Linked DNA regions of Homo sapiens: region 2 is linked to region 1. Evidence: chromatin loops called from intact Hi-C (ENCODE). Cell type or tissue: natural killer cell. All regions are shown on one strand. Each heading gives the region's core, and the rest is flanking DNA. Links, peaks and the distances in the headings are about the cores only.

What was found. A loop is a pair of places that touch in the nucleus more often than their neighbours do. Peaks named below come from ENCODE experiments on the same cell type or tissue, not always from the same donor. Only the 100,000 strongest peaks of a DNase experiment are listed, where the experiment ranks them.
Region 2: it touches region 1 in a loop (17-fold over the local background); 5 of 110 quality-filtered maps call a loop at or near these places.

Annotation. Positions count from the first base shown.
Region 1 is chr2:235,743,292-235,749,532 of GRCh38, reverse strand. It overlaps AGAP1 (ArfGAP with GTPase domain, ankyrin repeat and PH domain 1), which reads right to left. Exons shown (of 18, transcript NM_001037131.3): 5 at 4,694-4,835. It overlaps LOC105373942 (a long non-coding RNA gene), which reads left to right. Exons shown (of 4, transcript XR_001739943.3): 4 at 1,772-1,835. Among named protein-coding and RNA genes, the nearest start is that of TNRC17, 230 kb to the right of the region's middle. In natural killer cell, for the core only: CTCF peaks have their summits at 2,799 and 3,002 (motif pointing right); a DNase peak (open chromatin) is centred at 3,022.
Region 2 is chr2:235,635,769-235,642,009 of GRCh38, reverse strand. The region is part of intron 1 of AGAP1 (ArfGAP with GTPase domain, ankyrin repeat and PH domain 1); the gene reads right to left. Among named protein-coding and RNA genes, the nearest start is that of TNRC17, 120 kb to the right of the region's middle. In natural killer cell, for the core only: no CTCF peak of the experiment used is centred there; no DNase peak of the experiment used is centred there; H3K27ac peaks cover 1,043 bases.

The sequences.
Region 1 (6,241 bases), core at 685-5,684:
GAGTCCCCTGAGGTTTTGATGGACCCCCTCAGGGTCACAGGTGACCTGGATCCCCCCAATCTAAGTCATGTGTGCACACGGGGGCGTTTGAGCAGCTGCACAGGGATGTCGGCACCAGTTTCCTAAAAAAGAAACTGAGCTTTTTTTTTTTTTAAGCTCAGCTGCCAGGATTCCCCACCCCCAGCCCTGCCCCATCCATTCCATTACTATTGAGTTACAGTGGCACGTGGAACAGAGAAATGAGGAGCTGGAATGTGAACAGCCACAGGGCTTAGGGAGGAGAGAGGACTTTTCACAGACAGCTTTTTTTTTCTTTTTTTTTAATGAGATGGAGTCTCACTGTGTCGCCCAGGCTGGAGTACAGTGGCGTGAGCTGGCTCACTGCAACCTCTGCCTCCTGGTTTCAAATGATTCTCCTGCCTCAGGCTCCCAAGTAGCTGGGATTACAGGTACTCACCACCATGCCCAGCTAATTTTTTGTATTTTTAGTCGACACGGGGTTTCACCATGTTGGCCAGGCTGGTCTCAACTCCTGGCCTCAAGTGATCCACCCGCCTGGGCCTCCCAAAGTGTTGGGATTACAGGCGTGAGCCACTGCGCCCAGCCTTCAGAGACAGTTTCCTAACCTGAATCTTTTTCATAGGGCTTGAAGGCTCTTATGCCAAAGAAAACAATAAACAACTCTTTAAACAAAAATCCACCAACAGGATTTCTCCACCAGTCAAAGAAATAGCAGCAAAGTTATACAACAGAGCGACCACCTTTGACATTTTATTTTTGTGGAGAAAGGGCATTTGAGAACTTCATTTTTTGAAGTATATTTAAAAAGTGATGTCCTGAGGAATTTATTCAGTTTTTTCTTTTCTCTTTTCTCATGTTATTTTCTTAGCCCTATGAAATAGGGTTGGGCTGACGTTTCCTCGTTACTGGAAGGCAAGTGAACTCTGCAGTTAAGGGTTTCTTCTCTGACAATCACCACTACAGCCTCCATAGGCTGCACCCCCGTTCCAGGGATACGGTCAAAGGGCACCTCGTCCTGCCTTCTTGTCTTGCTGATTAGTAAATCTGACTTGCATTTCACAACATTTAAGAAAAGAAAGTTTTTTTTTTAAGTATAAACATTTCTTTTTAATTGTAAAAAGAAGTTACAAGTCCATGATGTTTCAATGCTCTAGGATAATTTTGAAAACACAGGCCACATAGCATCCACCCAGCTTCCATGAGACCCTGACCTGCGGCCGAGCAATCCCGCAGCCCCTCCGTCCTCAGCGGCATGCTCGCTTGGTTTCTGTCAAATTTCGGCTTCAAAGGTGCACCACGGGAATCTCTGCCACTGCACCAAAACGGGCTTCTGCACTCGCATTTCGGTTCTATACCTGTCTCATTTTCATTCCACTTTTAACTCCGTAGCTTTTTACAGATCGTGCTTCTCCCTCAAATCAATTTAATTTGCAAGTCTTTAAAACAGAACTTGTTTAACAAACATTAAATGATTACCTCATTCATTCCCATCTTGCCCAATTATGAACATTCGTGCAGTCCTTGGCTACTGCCCAGAAAGAGCTCCTGCTGGCAGAGCTGCCCCTCCCGCCAGCGGGCGGAGGCCTCACCCCAGCCCAGGAATCCTTTGGCAATGAACCTAATTCCTCTTCCGTTCTTTCCCATCCCATATGCTCTGACCTCTAACGCTGCCTACCCCAAAGCAGCAGGAAGAGAAATGCCAGGTGCCTTCCTAGACAACCTGATCCCTCTTTTGTCTCTGGCATCCCAGGAAGCCAAACCCCTGAAAGAGCAGCCGAGCACGGGCTTCACGGAGAGCAAGTCTGCACGCAGGAAGCAAGCGTCGCGGCAGGGACCCTCAGAGCCCACGTGCATGCCAGCTTCCTGCCATCAGGCTTTCTGGGGTGCTCCCTGAAGTCTAGGGAAGGACCAAGAGAATCCCGCAGGTGAGGAATACAGCCCTGATTGCAACTTTTCGTTCTGGTTCATCTGGGGGTGGCCCAGCTAAGAGGAGTCCTGCAGGGAGGGCATGGGGCCCGCTTACCTGCTCACCCCGGGAGGGCGTGGGGCCAGCTTACCTGTTCACCCCGGGAGGGTGTGGGGCTGACTTACCTCCCAACCCCAGAGGCCACCCTCGCACACGCACACACTCCCCTGGGGCCTTCCTGGGCATCTTTCCACATCCGATCAACGGATGTTCATGGAATTCATGGGAATAAATGGGGGTACTTTCTTTTACTCAAGGACTTCAACTTCATCAGGGTTTCTCGAGAATCTAAGCAGCCACCCTGGCAGGAGGCTCGATGTGCCCCTTGGCTCAGGCAGGAGACTCAGAGGGATACGCTGCCTCCAGGGGCAGGGACAGTGGGGGGTGGGGTTCAGGATTCCAGGCAGGACCCTGGAACACTGGTCGCAGATTGAAATATGAGGAACAAAAGCAGCCATTGTTAAGATGCCTATCACATACCCACGGATGCACTGAGTGTCTTCTGGGAATTCCTGTTGAACCCCACCAAAGTCCCAGGTGTCAAGGTCACCCAGCCAGCAGCCAGTCACACGCAGGTGTGTGTGGTCCCAACTCCCGGGATCTCAGACACTCCCTTCCTACTGATGGAACATGGATGTGTACTCAGAACTCAGAGAACAGAACCTGATCGCAGGGGATCTTTCCAGGCTGGGAACTTCACTGTCACTTTTCACAGTGAGTCTAAGCAAAAGCCCATTCTGAGTCCTAAAGTCAAACCTCCTGAGCTCCAGCAGCCTGTGAGTGGTGTCTGCACACACAGCCCCGAAGGACCCTGCTCAAAAATGCCACGGTCGGGCCTGCAGGAAGGGGAGCTTATTCGGAATTTCTCTATTCGACTTCAAGGCAGCTTTAAGCAGAATCTGCTGTGGATGAGCATCCACTTTAAAACACGATTAGGCATTTTCAAGATGCCACCTCAAATACGGCAACTCTGCATTCTCACAAGAACCAAGGACTTTTGGGTGGTGCGGCCTTGTCTCCTGGTGAACACTAGAGGGTGCATTAGGCCTAAGAATCCCTCCTCCCTTCTGTGTTAGGATTAAACAGAGCTCTGGCTCTGAAGGTTTCAGGAGTGAGAGCGACCACGTACGCTTTAAAAAAAAAAAAAAAAAAAAAAAAAAAAAAAAAAGTTGGGGGAGGTGCTCTCCAGGAAGCCCAACTCTAACATCTCTCATCTAGCACACTGAAAAGATACTTATAGTTTTGTTTTTTTTTTCCCTTGAGATGGAGTCTCCCTCTGTCTACCAGGCTGGAGTGCAGTGGCACGATCTTGGCTCACTGCAACCTCCATCTCCCCAGATTCAAAAGATTCTCCTGCCTCAGCCTCCCAAGTAGCTGGGATTACAGACACCCGCCAACATGCCCGGCTTTTTATTTTTTTGAGACAGAATCTCACTCTGTCACCCAGGCTGGAGTGCAATGGCGTGATCTCAGCTCACTGCAACCTCTGCTTCCTGGGTTCAAGTGATCCTCCTGCCTCAGCCTCCTGAGCAGCTGGTATTACAGGCATGCACCACCATGCCTGGCTAATTTTTCTATTTTTAGTACAGACAGGGTTTCACCATGTGGGCCAGGCTGGTCAACTCCTGACTTCAACTGATCCCACCTGCCTGGGCCTCCCAAAGTGCTGGAATTACAGGCGTGAGCCACCACGTCTGGCTGGAAAATGTTTGTGGTTTATGCCACACTATTTATCTGGGCTTTTGTAGGTTCGTGATCAAGCAGCCAATCATCTGCCTGGGCAACCTCCTACTTAGACCACACCTAGTGCAGTATGTACAGCTGACGTCCTAAAGAGAAGCGTCTCACATCAGAGCATGGATGGGCATGTCAGATAGGCTCATTCTAAAAGAATTCGCAAAACAGTCTATTCATAGCCACAACAAAAATGAAGGGATATACAATTTTTCCTGATAGGATTATTTGTATGTTACCCATATTTCTGACAAAGCAGTTGTAAAGCTAACCTCCATCTGACTTTTACAAACATCCTACGTGACATCTTAGACCCTAGTGGCAGACCCAGCACAACCATAGGTCTGTGATCAAGAGCGAGGACATTGTGTCTCAGGCCATGTGACGGCCACTCCACTAAGAGACCAAGTTCGAAGTGACCCTCAGAGAAAACAAGAAATGTGCCCAGTTGGATTCTCTGTCTGAGGGGCCTGTCAGATTAAAAATAAGATACAGATCATAAGACGGTGACAAACAGAACTTAATAAACAGAACTGCTCTATGTTCAAAATCAGCACTATTTTCAAGGTGCACTGAAAGATAAGCTTTAATAGATTGTTTATAAATCATTTTATAGAACAGAGAATTAAAATATAGCAGAAAATATATATATGTATTTGACTATATATATACAAAACATATACACACACACATATATATTTTTTTTCCAGAAAACAAGGGAAAATAGATTTTATTTTTCATAAAGCACCTGGGATATGTGTGTGTGTGTTGTTTTCAGGTTGTTAAATGAGTGGTTTCACCATAGAATCAAATCAGGAAATGTGATCATTTCAGTTCCATAATTTTTCCCAAAAAAGTGAGCGTTCAGTAGGCAATTTTTCCTTCTTTAAAGCATTTTTTAAACTCCTCCATACTGAAAATATGTAACTGTTAGAACCCTTTCAAAACAATCTGCACACGAACATCACTCACCCTGGGTTCCCACCAGAACCAGAGGAATCTCGCTCGTGTTCCGATAGTTGGCCATTCGACTGTAGTAGTGGTAAACGGTCTGGAAACTTATTTCATCCTCCAAGCTGAAGACAAATATAACAGCGTCCACCCACATGGCAAACTAGGGAGAGAAGAAGGGGAGGAGAGCAGGAGCTGAGTGAGCAGGCTTGATTAAGAACAGAGATGTCTGCATGGCGGCAGGCAGCAGGGGGCTGCAGGAATCCCCTCGGTCACACACTGGGTGCTTGACTTTTGACTGTCACTTTTACACACTGTCACGGCATCCACGTCCTCCTCCTGAGCACACCATGCCTGGTGTTCCCCTTGGGAATGGGCCCTTCATCCTGTTCCCACCCAAGCCACTCTGTCTTCAGAGGACACAAACCACACAGTGTCCCCGCGGTCCTCATGCTCCTGGCCTGTCCGCCCGCTGCCCCGACCTGCCAAGGCGGCCCCGCAGACAGAAGGCCAGACCCACCTCCTGCCAGAGCCCCTCAAGCCCTAAGGCTTTCCACTGTACTCTCAACCTCTTAAGGAAGCCTTGCTGGACCCCTCATGCCTGCTCAGAACCTCCCCACCCCTCAGTCCTTCCCACTCGCTACCGCAGCGGCTGGCCTACTCTGTTGAAGGGTAAAGATTCAACCCAGGCTCATCCTTGGCTGAACTCCTGCTGCACCTCTGCAAAGAAATGACTACTTATTTTCAGGGAAATTAACAAAACTTAGGGAAGAAAACTTCACAATAGCCTCACTCTCGCCATTTTGTTCTTGCTTTGCCGTATTCATTTTATTCTTGTCTTGCCAGTTGAACCTACATCACATCCTCTTTTGACAGATACCCACACTGTCAGGCATATACTAGTACCTCATTTAGTACCAACAGCCATCTTGGAAAACTGGAGCTGAGTGAGTGGAGGCTGCCTGCAGGGCAGAGACTTCCCACACTCACTGCAACCAGCGCAGCACATCTGACATCAGCTCTATCTGGCAACAAAGATCCTTCTCTTTCCAAGTGCAAATTTGAAAAACAAAACCGAAATCCATCCCGTCTGCTTTCCCTAAAAGAAGCTGTAGTTCCTAGATAGGTTTTTATGGCCAAGGTTATCACCTCTAATACATTTGGTCTAAGTTTTTAACAGGTTAAACTCTGACTTCTGCATGTAAGTGAAAAGTGCATTCAGTTATATGTAAAACATGTACATGGTAAAACTTAACCCAAAGTTCTAGTGATAAATACAAAATTAAATGAGAATGAGGACTTGAAAACAAAGAAGGCCGGGAGAGACCTGGGAAGATCGTGATAGCAGCTCCCACAGAGAGTGCCAGGACCAAGGCTGACGGAAGGCATCTCCTTTTCCTCTTCTCTGCCTTGAGAAAGGCTCTTCCTGTCTCTTCTAAGAAAGCAGGAGGAGCAGACTCCCACTGCGCCCATAAAGAGTACTGGCTGACCCGGAACCAGACCTCAGTTCCCGAGCCGGGAGCTGAAGCCCATCTGAGCATCCACCCGGAGGAAACGTGAACTGTGGCT
Region 2 (6,241 bases), core at 523-5,522, 110 kb after region 1:
GAAATGGACAATCAACAGTAAACGGCTTAAATGCTCACAAAATGGGAATGAAGACAGAGGAGCAGTTTCAGAGAATCTTGTGCCACTGTTCAAATGATAACTGTGAAGGCCAAGGAGCAATGCAGAAAATGCTAATAATTCTTAAAAAGCACTGGAATCAGGTCATACCTGTGCACAGAGAAAAGCAAGGCTGGAGAGGACACAGAATACTGAATCAGGTAATGTGTTGAAATTAGATTATGGGAAATCATTCTTCAACCATTATATCCTATAGTGTGGTAACATTATGCCAGTAACATTGTTTGTGAAATAAATAAAATATGTATTTTTAAAAATGTAACAAATAATGCCACTGAACGTATGTGGGGGGGAAAGTAAAGCCTTGGGACAAACACAAGAGAGGCAGGGTTCTGAGTGAGAGGCACAGCCGCGTGGGCGGGAGAGGAGCCCACAGGCACAGACGGGCCACGCAACCCACTCAGCCTCTCCAACTTTTTGACATTTACCAAAGTGCTGCTTGAAGTGCTGCCTTGGAATGCAAAGGGAGGCATCCTACCAAAAAAGAAAAAAAAAAATCGGGTCGGGGAGAGGAGAGGCATTTCTTTTTAAATCACAAATTACCCTAACACAACCAGGACACTTAAAAAAAAAAAAAAAGGAAGGAAGGAAGAGAGGGAGGGAGGGAGGAGAAAGAGAAAGAGAGAGAGAAAGAAAGAATCGCAGTACTGAGGACTTACACATACATCTGCAGTTTTATTTGCCTGAATCATATTTGTAACATTAGAGGGTAATTTTTTTAGTTCAAAACTCCCATTATGCATTGTTTCAGATAAAGTGTAGGTCTGACCAACTCCATTTCTGTAATTGGCTGGTGGGCAGGACATGTGCTTTGCGTGATTTATGGGAAATACTCTCTAATCACAACCTGAGTTAAACTCCCAGAGGAAAAAAGAACTATTGTAGGCAAAGGTATTAGGCCGGTCATTACAAAAAGGCAGAGTTATGAGACATTATAAAAGACATTGTTATCAGACAACTATAAAAGACACTGTTATTAGGCAGGAAAACAGGTGGAGCAGCCAGCACTGCTTGCCAGCCCACCTAAATGAGTGAAAGCAGTCAGGACTCCTGGACTTTTCTCTCCCATCTTTTCCAATCCACCAAATTTCTGACACTTCTTCAAGTGGAAAGAAAAAGAATTTGCCTCTCAGACTCACTCTCAGGCAGGTTTGCAAAGTGAAGTTCAAAGGGTTTGCCTGCCTAGACTATTCTTTAGAATTTGCCCCCACGACATTTTTAATAGAAGACAGGGGAATAAAAATGGTGGTAGGTAACAGACAGCAGACACAGGGGCTAGAGAGGGAGGCCAGCCCCATTCATGGTTTTTCCTGCAGTCATTGCCAATTAGACAGCTTAATTACAGGCTGAAGCTGTTTACCGAAGAGAACAGTCAGTAAACAACCAGGAAATGCAACTCCTAGCTGGTCTCTAATTAAGCTGGGCCTGTCAGTGGGGAAAAATGGTCCTTTGGAGTTTTAGGATTTTCTTGTTCCTAAGTTCTGAGATGGGTAATGCATGCTTCCTTCTTTTTCTGAGATTATCCTTCTGACCTGGGTTGGGCCAGCCTCCCTGGACCCTTGAATTTCTGCTGGAAGGAACAGCACCTTTTCTCCTGGCCTGAGGCCATATAGCCAGTAGAGATCATTTTCTCTTTTAACTGCAGGGTAAAACAAGCCAGAGCTAGGGAGATGGGAGTTCAAATCAAAAAGGGCAAGAAATGTTACAGGGTCTTAAGCTTGCCTGAAACAACTGTCCTTCTCTATCTGGGAATCTAGTGGAAAACAGCAAAGTGAGTTTCTGACTAAGAGCAACTGTCCACCTCACCCTAGAACTGCCAGTATTAGTGATAGACAGTGCTGGTGTGCGCCTGAGAGGGATGAAGTTAAGTGCTTGTAAACAAAGAAATGCAATTAGGTTGCCCTAAAGACTGCTAACCGCTTCCTGAGAGATAACCCAAATCCAGCTATCAAGAAAAACAAAAACTGCTTTTGAGCAACTGTGGGTCTCTAACCCCATCATGGGCAAATTACAACTATAAAGGTGCTGAAGGGGAAACTGTCCATCCCTGCTGACTCTATCAATCCGTGGACCCCTCAAGACGTTGCAAATAATCCAAAAAGAAGTCCGAGAACAGTTTAACCTGCTCTTAAAAGTGTTTTTCAGAGCCTGAGAAGCAAAACTGGATGGTCTAGAATGTGGGATGGCATGTGCTGATTTTGAGAACACGAGATGCAGCGAGGCAAGCGCTGCCACTATCTAAGAGTGAAGGAGAGTCCCTGCGATTCTTCCCCAAACAACAGTGTGCCCAGAACATTTGGGCACCAGAAACACAGCAGGCAGCTTGACCAATAAAGGCCAGAGAGTGCTGAGTGCATGACGGCGACAAGTCCCACCCACCATGAGATCATCCCACGATGTTTCCACATCTGTTCATGAGCCTCATCCTCACCAGCCAACAGTCGCTGAGCAACAGCTCTGGCCAGAGAAACAAATTCCCTTCCCAGCCTCCTCTTCCTCTGCCCACCCTGGAAACACTGGGATTCCCCGGGTTCTATCGCAGGCCGACTTCTCAGGCCACACCGTGGTCCTGGGTGAGCTCACCCACCCACCTCCAGGGCGTGCTTTCCATCTTCCCATAACCTTCAAATGGATGCCCCCAGCTCAGCTCTGAGCTTGAGAACCACTCACCCAACAGCCTACTCAGCTGCTCCCTGGGAACCACAGACTCACAACAGCATGGCCAAAGCTGAACCCATCCCCTCTCTCAACCTGTGGGCCACTATCATCCGTCCAATTCCCCATGCCCCACATCCACCCTCATTCCTGCCTTGACCAAATTCCATCCATCAAGTCCTCTAGAAGCTCCCTCTCAAATGGCTCTAAGACTCTTTTGTCCCCTTCTCTCCACCCCTACTGACACTATTTTAACCAGTGGGTCTCAGCAGGTGATTCTGCCCCCCAGTGGACATTTGATCTGGATTGCCTGAAGACATTTTTGGTCACCGCAACTGGAAGAGATGTTACTGGCATCTAGTAGGTAGAGGCCAGAGATGCTCCTGAACATCCTGACATGCACAGGACAAATAATTATCCGGCACAAAATGTCAATAGTGCTGAGGCTGAAGACCCCTGAGGCCCACGCCAGCCCTCCGCCTGGGTTGTAACCAGCTTCCTGGCTGCTCCCTCCTCCTCCGGCCTCAGCCTGTTCTCCACTGGCAAGCCAGAGCAGCCATGTGACTCCAGGACACCACGCTATTATTCTCTGGAAAGCAAAGACAATGATGGCTCCTAGTTCTCCTACTAATTGGGAACCACCATTCATACTGTGGTATCTTTCTTTCCTGTCTTTTTTCTGGGCATATATACAGTTTTGAGGGTTTTTAAATACAAAACTGAGCTTATATGTGACCTACTATTTTATAACTTGTTTTTAACTTAATAAAGTGAAATAACATTTTCCATCGCCATTGTGATGTTTATTTTAACTAGTCTCTATTCACAATTTGTTCTTGGAGCACACTGCAGTTTTCCCCACGACTTCAGTCAAGGTTTACAGAGCAGCCACCCTGTGCAGTGCACCTCCCAAGACATAGGCCTGGAGTCTCCAGGCTCCCGTTCGAAGAGCTGCAACTGTGAGGGGGCCACACTCACCTCTCACAGCACATCTCAGGGTAATCTGATCGAACCTCCTACCTTATAGCCCAGGATACAGCAGCCCAGGCAGATGGGAGGAGTATACCCAGGCCACGCAGCTCTGCTGTGTGACAGAACCAACTAGAGTCTTGCTCTCCTGACTGTCTACCCACACCTGTTATGGTTAATGTTACGTGTCAGTTTGACTGGGCATTTCACTGGGCCAAGGAACGCCCCAACAGCCGGTAAGATATTATTTGTGGGTGTGTCTATGAGGGTGTTCCTGGAAGAGATAACAGCTCGATCAGTAGAACGAGTAAAGATAATCTGCCTCACCCATGCAGAGGGCATCACCCAATCCACTGAGGACCCAAAGAGGGCAAAAAGGTGGAGGAAGGGCAAACTCACTCTCTCTGTTGGAGCTGGAACATCTGTCTCTTCCTGCACTCGGACATCAGAGCTCCTGGTTCTCGGGCTGAAGGATGCCACCAGTCTTCCCAGTTCTCCAGTGTGCAGACAGATCATGAGGCTTCTGGACCTCCATAATCTCACGAACCAATTCCCCTAACAGACCTCCTCTTCCATATGGTTCTGCTTCTCTGAGAACCCTGAATAATGCAACACTCACTTTCTTCCATACACAATACTTCCTCTTCCTATGTGTAAAGTTCTGAAACATACAGCCCACTGGTCCGAACTTTCCACCTTCACTTTTGTCCTAAAAATAATAATGAAGGCCGAGCACGGTGGCTCATACCTGTAATCCCAGCTACTCAGGAGGCTGAGGCAGGAGGATAGCTTGAGTCCAGGAGTTCAAGACCAACCTGGCAACATAGTGAGACCCTGTCTCTACAAAAAAAAAAAAATAATAATACAATTAGCTAGGCATGGTGGCATGCACCTGTGGTCCTAGTCACTTGCGGGGCTGAGGTGGAAGGATCACTTGAACCCAGGAGGTCGAGGCTGCAGTGAGCTATGACCGCGCCACTGTACTCCAGCCCAGCCTGGGTGACAGAGTAAGGCTCTGTCTTTTAAAAAAAGTCACATTTTGAGGTCCTAGGAGGTGCTGGGCAAACTGTCACTACCACTGTATAAAGCAGGTCTTAGCCTCATTTTACAGACAAAGAAACTGAGACCAGTGGCACCTGCCTCGTACAAGATGCTGAATCCCACAGTGAGTCAGGTGACGTTTTAGTTTCCTGGGGCTGCTCTAACAAAGTGCCACAATCTGAGTGGCTTCAGAAACAGACATACATTGTCTCACAGTTCTGGAGGCCAGAAGTCCAAGATCAAAGCGTCAGCAGGGCGGGTTCCTTTAGGGGCGGTGAGGGAGGGTCTGCTGCGAGCCTCTGTCCTGGCTTCTGGCGGCTGTCTGGTTATCCTTGGCATTCTTTTTGGCTTGTAGAAGCATTACCGCAGCCTTGACATGATGTTCTCCCTCTGTGCATCTGCGTCCAAATTTCCCTTCTCAGAAGGACATCCATCATATTAGATGAGGGGCCCACCCCACTCTGGCATGACCTCATCCTAAATAATTACATCTGCGACGACCTTATTTCCATTCTGAGAGACGATCACATTCATAGGCACCGGGCGTTAGGACTTCAACCCCCAACAAGTGATGACACGACGACTTGGTCAGGCCGACTCACCTCTGGGCCAGCGGAGTCCTGGAACAGTGAGTCTAGCCCAATGTCATGGGATGCTGATGTGGAGGGTCCAGAAGTGAGGGATGCCTAGGGGAGTGGACGCTGGGGGGCCTCTGGAAGGGGAGGCTTCACATCAACACTTGGTTTCTGGATGAGTTCTCTGCCGTCCCTGACAGTGACTGAGGGTTCGAGACCAGATAGCCAACTTCCCTTTCCACAGGCATGAACACATCCACAGCGAAGGGCTTTCTCCTGGGTGTAAATTATTTGACTTCAGTGATCCCACAAACGCTCCCTGAGTGGGTGTGTTCATTTTTTAGTGGTCATCCCAAAAATTGGGGGCAGGGGACACTTTCCTGTCTGTCTGCACACAGCCAGATAAAGTCCCAGAAAGGTGCCCCAAGGATAAAGGCCCTGCACTCGCTGAAGAAAGGAGAAGAAACCAGAACCAAGCTGGATGAAATTCAGGACCAGCCTTTCTCTTTAGAATCTTTTGCTCCATAAGATGAGACTTTATTTATTTATTTATTTATTTATTTATTTATTTATTTACTGAGACAGAGTCTCGCTCTTGTTGCCCAGGCTGGAGTTCACTGGCACGATCTCGGCTCACTGCAACCTCCACCTTCCGGGTTCAAGCTATTCTCCTGCCTCAGCCTCCCAAGTAGCTGGGATTACAGGCATGCACCCCCATGCCCAGCTCATTTTTGTAGTTTTAGTAGAGACGGGGTTTCACCATGTTGGCCAGGCTGGTGTTGAACTCCTGACCTCAAGATCCACCTGCCTCAGCCTCCCAAAGTGCTGGGATTACAGGCATGAGTCACTGTGCCCGGTCTAAGATGAGACTTTTAAAGCACGGAAAGGAAAACATTTGTCCTACTCAGAACGACCTATCAGTA